Linked DNA regions of Homo sapiens: region 2 is linked to region 1. Evidence: read pairs that join two places in POLR2A ChIA-PET (ENCODE). Cell type or tissue: Caco-2. All regions are shown on one strand. Each heading gives the region's core, and the rest is flanking DNA. Links, peaks and the distances in the headings are about the cores only.

Region 1 (2,925 bases), core at 265-2,764:
AGTGGAAGGTAAAAATTTATCTTTATCCTTTCCTTTCCAACTTCAGGTTAGCAGAAGAAAATATTTGTTTGAATTGTAATTTGTGTGTAAATTTGGTTTGGGCATACTCATTTGCTATTAATCCTTTAAATAAATGTGTTATGCTTTTCTCTTTTTAACTTGACTTTTGTTACAGGATGTTAGGTATCGACCTTGGAATGGGTGAGGAAGAAGGACCTTGTTGTCCCCAATTTCATAGATAGATGATGGATGAATTTTATGGGTCTAATTCAAACACACACGGGACAAATTGGTTTGAACACACCAGATTTTAAGAGGGCTCATTTTGCTCCAGTTTTAAATTTAATTATATTTAACATCGTGTTATATTTTTATTTTTCTCCTGCTATACATGTATTTGTAAAATGTCTGAAATTCTTTGGAAGTAGGAGAAGTACAAAAAAAATGACCATATACAAGGTTGTGATGGGGGAAGGAACAAGGGGGCTTAGAACTGGGAAATTCAGAGGTTTAAGCAATGGTCCCCTGGGGGCGAAGATGACACCACATTCACAAGAAATGGAGAGGATGTCTAGCATGTGATCCTCCAGTCTGAATTATAAGGTCTTCTTGATTTATCTATTTTTCCCCTGTATTTGGGTGCGAATATTAGCTTCCCTTTCTGCTCTAGTGTACATGGTTGCTTAAGGTAAGGGCACTAAGGAATTTCTGGAATACCTGTTCTTTAATAAAGTCATCAGCCATTTATGAACATTCCGCTCTAACTTGTTGGCATTGGAAAGTCATTCTGGATTTTTGAGTGGGTAATGACATGATACAATATGCCTTAGTAAGATTAACTCATCAGTGAGTAAGACAATAACAGCTAACATTTTATATCATGCTTGCTTTTACTGGATACAATTTTATATCTACTCCATCATTGAATCTTCGAAAGAACCATATGTGAAATAGATACTTTTATTATCTCCATTTTCCAGACAAAGAAATGGGAGCTATTTCTGTTGAAATAACTTGCCAAGTTCATATCACTATAAAGAGGTAGAGCTAACAGTCAAACCCATGCAGTAAAGTTCTAAAGCTTGTCTAATTATCTGCTACACGGTCAGGACTAGATTGACTAGAAGGAGATACTGAAAGCAGGAAAACTATGTAACAGATTATTGCATAATTCAGACATAAGAGGATGAAGCAAGGGGAAAGAAAAGGCAAGGGTGGTGCTGCAAAGGAAGAGATAGTAGGATCGTGAAATTCTTTGAAGTTGTCAGGTTGTAAAGAGAACAAAGACATATTTAGCTTGATTAATAGGAGTAATGTGGCTGGTAAAAAAACACTGAAAAAAGTGAGACTGTTGCCAGGCACAGTGGCTCACGCCTGTAATCCCAGCACTTTGGGAGGCTGAGATGGGTGGATCACCTGAGGTCAGGAGTTCAAGACCAGCCTGACCAACAAGGTGAAACCCTGTCTCTACTAAAAAAACAAAAAACAAAAAAAAACCCCAAAAACCTACAAAAATTAGCCTGATGTGGTGGTGCATGCCTGTAGTCCCAGCTACTCGGAGGCTGAGGCAGGAGAATTGCTTGAACCCTAGAGGTGGAGGTTGCAGTGAGCCGAGATTGCACCACTGCACTCCAACCTGGATGACGGAGCAAGATTCAATCTCAAAAAAAAAAAAAAAAAAAAAAGTGAGACTGTTGAGTGAGGGAATAACTTCTTTCTGGGTATTTGAAATTTTAGAAAAATCTAGAATGAACAAAGAAAGTTGGTGTATTAATCTTATTCACAAAGCAAAATGAAACACCCAATTAAACGTTAGCTGTTTCTCCATTATGTTCCACTTCACTGAGAGGAAATCACATTGGTGGAATGTATAGGATGTCTCCTCACAAGAATCATTAAAAAAAAAAAAGTATAATTTTGTTGCAGAAATGAAAAGAACAGACTCCTGAAAACTTAATTTGTTCAAGGTCACACACCTTGTGAATAGCCAAATCTTTTCTGTTTCCTTGATAATCAATAGTTATACATCAGAATATTCATCACTAATGATGATTTTCAATCCCTTAGGCAAGGAGAGCTCAGAGTGTGAAGAAATGTGGAGAGAAGGAATGAATAAACAAACGAATAGATCTATGAATGGATAATATGTAAGTTTTAAGAATAAAAAAATCTCCACCTGAAATTCTCTTTTCCTACTTTTCCATTAAACCATGTAGGTTCTTTTGTTCATAGCATTACTCAAAACTTACCCTTTATTAAAAAAAAAAAACAACTTTCTAAATGGAAAATCATTGGTCTCTAGTTCCTTTGGATTTAGGTGTTTTGGGTTTTTTTTTTTTTTTTTTTTTTAAAGCGACCCTTAAAACACATTGATGTGATCTCAAGATATTTCTACTAAGCACCTATACAGGGGTTGGGTATAATCTCTTTCATGAACTACAGCTAACCCAGAGAAGTGGGCAGCAACTTTAGACCTTCAGTTTATTTGGAAATCTCTGTTAGGCCATATTTTATGATTCACTGGGCAAACATATCTTATACACTGCATGAGTCTTTGTATTTGTGTGAATATTGACTTATCCTTCAGCTTTTAAGGCACTAGTTGCAGGAACAGAGATTTCTTTCTGCTAAATGAATCTTGACAGGTGAACTTTACATTGTTTGAAGGCATTTTAATTCCTTCCAGATATACATTAATTTATCTAGTTTATTGACTGGAAGTTATAATTGAGTTGCAAAATGAGAGCAACATGTTCTTTTCCTTCTGACAGATTCATTTCCATCGGAATACATCGTCTTCAACGACAGGTGACCAACCCACTAGGTAAGTGTGAGGATTAATAATAGGGCTTGGTCATGTTTATACAATTTTCAAAGCTCTCATTAGAAAAGTGCTACGGTGGCCCTAAAAAGCTGGTCTTCATC
Region 2 (2,925 bases), core at 1-2,500, 180 kb after region 1:
ATCAGAGATGCTGGTTTTCTTTAAAAACATCAGAGCTGAATTCCTTCTAAAATACAACAACAACAACAACAACAAAATAAGTACACTTGGTACCTTGGAAAATGCTGAAATGCTATCATGAATGCTGGTATATTTGTTATGAGCCAACAGAAAATTACCTTTAATATAAACTATAACTTACTGATGTGATTGTTCTTCCTATGTAATCTATACATAATCAAAGTGAGTGATTTCTCATGTTTAGCAAATTGTTCTTTAGGTAATGAAAAACAGTATTCTCATTAGAAAAACACAAAAATCCAAAAGATTTATCGCAGCAAACGTTCTAGTATTTTAAATTTTGAAGTTACTTTTGGAATAAAGTCGAGTTTTCATGCCATACCAAGCTTGAGCAAGACAGCAAAGGTACAAATTGAGCTCTCTATTCATAACCTCAATGTATGTATTCCTGCTCATTAATATACTTTGCACCAGCAAAAGCGATTTCCAACATATGTGTTTTGGAGGTAATTAAGTAACTCTGTATAAAAATAAATGCACTTTTCCCTCCTTTCCCCAGTGAATGGAAAACTTCCATACTTTCAAAATAATAATAAAAAAAATAATTTTTAAGAGCAACAGCCCTCAACTCTTTGCTGGTGCCTGCCATACTGCCTTTCTTCACTCCATTCTTAGCTCTGCTAGTTTCTTCTTGTATGTCATGATAAAAAGGGAATGTGGGTGTGTAACTTTTGTGTATGTCCCGTTTCCAAATTTCCCTCTCCAAAAAGCCAACCAAATAAACAAACAAACAAACGAAAAAAACAGTGCAACAAAACACAAATAGCATTCCAACAGTTTGGCAAGTGATGCGTTCACCTGAGATTAAGTGATTTTAGGCAGTCAGTAACAAAATGCTGCTTTGCTGTAATAGTAGAAAGGCAACAAATTCTTAAAAGAAACCAAGAAGGTATACAATCTTGACAGTCTCTTATTAGCTTCCTCCTCTTATCTCTTTTTTTCCCACATTATCTGTTGCGTATCTACTACAGTAGGCTGCAAAACATACAGCAAAAAGGATTGGCTTGAAGGCATTTGATGTTTGTAAATAAATCCACAATTGGATCCAAGCTGAAGAGGTGATACATAGTCAGCCTAGTAGACAATTCTGAGCATGTGCATACGCAGGTAAAGTCCAGGCTATATTAAATAAAAAAAAATGTCAGTGCGTTTTTTCATGTTAAAGTTTTTTCAAAGCTTTGTTTTGTTCCTTGTTGTGCTGACCACAAACAAGTTTTAAGAGTATCAAGAGTCTGGCAAAAATAGAAAAAAAAAAAAAAAAAAAAAGAAGCTGTAGTGACGTCGAACCGCACAATGTAAGCATTGAGCATGTGCAAATTTTCAAATCAAAAGAAGGAAATCATCCCTCTTTACAACGTGATGTCTTGACACGTACGACCATAGGCTAAGAAGACTGCTCTGAGTATGTGCCAGTTTTAAAAGAGAAAAGCTTAGATCTTCAAGCATGTTGGAGCAGTCTCAGAATGTTGCTGTAGGCTTCTAAAGCATGATCACTGGTTGTTTCATGTATTCGCCATTTTTCTGGGCAAAAGTAATTCCACTTCCTCTGAAACGTGTCTCCAAGATACTTCTCTGTCCTCAGCCGGAAGAGATACAGTTCGGAACCCACATCAACTTGATTCAACCAAGTGTTCCTTCAACGAGAGGGGCAGGATGGTCTATCATCTGCTGACTGATCAGGATTTGGATCAATCTAGAAAGAAATGAGAAAAAAAGTTTACAGAGTTATTTCATGAGGTCTAGGAAGAATGTAGCAAATGACTACAATTCTGAATACTAGTCAAGAAATGTAATCAGAGAGCAAACACAGCTTGTTAGCATATTATATCCAATTATTCTCTTTTCATACGTGAAATGCTATGTGGGGAGGAAAGGGTGTTGGTACCTACAGTACCTGATATTTAATTACTAGATTAACAAGCTTTATAAAGGCATGTCTGAATAGTCCCCTATTTCACAAAAATTAACAGTAAAATTTTATCAGTGAATGAAGACTTTTACTCAGTACTTTAGTAGTACTTAATTAAGACCTAAATACACAACGTAGAATATCTTCATAGCAATCATCTTCTTTTGTAAAGCACCCCTTTCATCCTTCTACAAAAAAGTTAACTCATCGCTTCCTCTGACTTTGGAAAAATGAAATCGTATAAACAATGCTCTTTGTTTATACAATGTGCAAACAATTTGTTTACTCACATGAACAATGTGCTTATGTGAGGTAATAACTCATGGGTGTAAAATCCCACAGAGGGCCAAAAACGCAGTGTATCAGGAAATAAAACTGCTGAACCCAAAACACTCAAGAGGTTTCCTCCCACCTTCTTTATCTTCAGAGTGACTTTTATATGCACATATTTTTAATGAAAAGTTGCTTCTCAAGTACAAAGAGAATGGTCATAGAAAAGCAAATTGTTGGGTTTAATATATTTTTTACTGAAAGAGCTTTTGGACGAGACCCCATCCACTTGCATCTAAATGTGGAACAACCCAAATTGCCTCAGAAGCTTTAGGTAAAACACATTTTTGAAGGAAAAAAGCCAAATAACTTTTAGTTAAATCACACCCTGAACATATTTTAGGGTTTTAAAAGTTGTAAATTATCTTTAGTGCTTTTTAAAAGGAGGCAGAATTTTCCCACAAATTGCTTAAAAGTGAACTATACTTAGATTGTCATTCTTTTTAAAATGCCTCCTTGGACAGCCAGGAAGCCTCAAATCAAGCCAGAAATGACTGACTTAATAAGCAAGACAGAAATGTCCAAGTAAAAATGTAATGACAAAATCTGTAACAAGTGGCAGAACACTTTTAGCATCTAATAGAAATTGTATGTATTAGAAAATAAATAGAAAAAATTATGTCTCA

What was found. Peaks named below come from ENCODE experiments on the same cell type or tissue, not always from the same donor. Only the 100,000 strongest peaks of a DNase experiment are listed, where the experiment ranks them.
Region 2: POLR2A ChIA-PET joins it to region 1 with 5 read pairs; 15 of 35 experiments call an interaction of 5 or more read pairs at or near these places.

What each region holds. Positions count from the first base shown.
Region 1 is chr5:91,186,438-91,189,362 of GRCh38, forward strand. The region is part of intron 6 of LOC107986432 (a long non-coding RNA gene); the gene reads right to left. Among named protein-coding and RNA genes, the nearest start is that of LUCAT1, 130 kb to the right of the region's middle. In Caco-2, for the core only: no CTCF peak of the experiment used is centred there; a DNase peak (open chromatin) is centred at 1,364.
Region 2 is chr5:91,369,704-91,372,628 of GRCh38, forward strand. It overlaps ARRDC3 (arrestin domain containing 3), which reads right to left. Exons shown (of 8, transcript NM_020801.4): 8 at 1-1,753. The coding sequence ends at 1,697. Among named protein-coding and RNA genes, the nearest start is that of ARRDC3-AS1, 9.2 kb to the right of the region's middle. In Caco-2, for the core only: no CTCF peak of the experiment used is centred there; no DNase peak of the experiment used is centred there.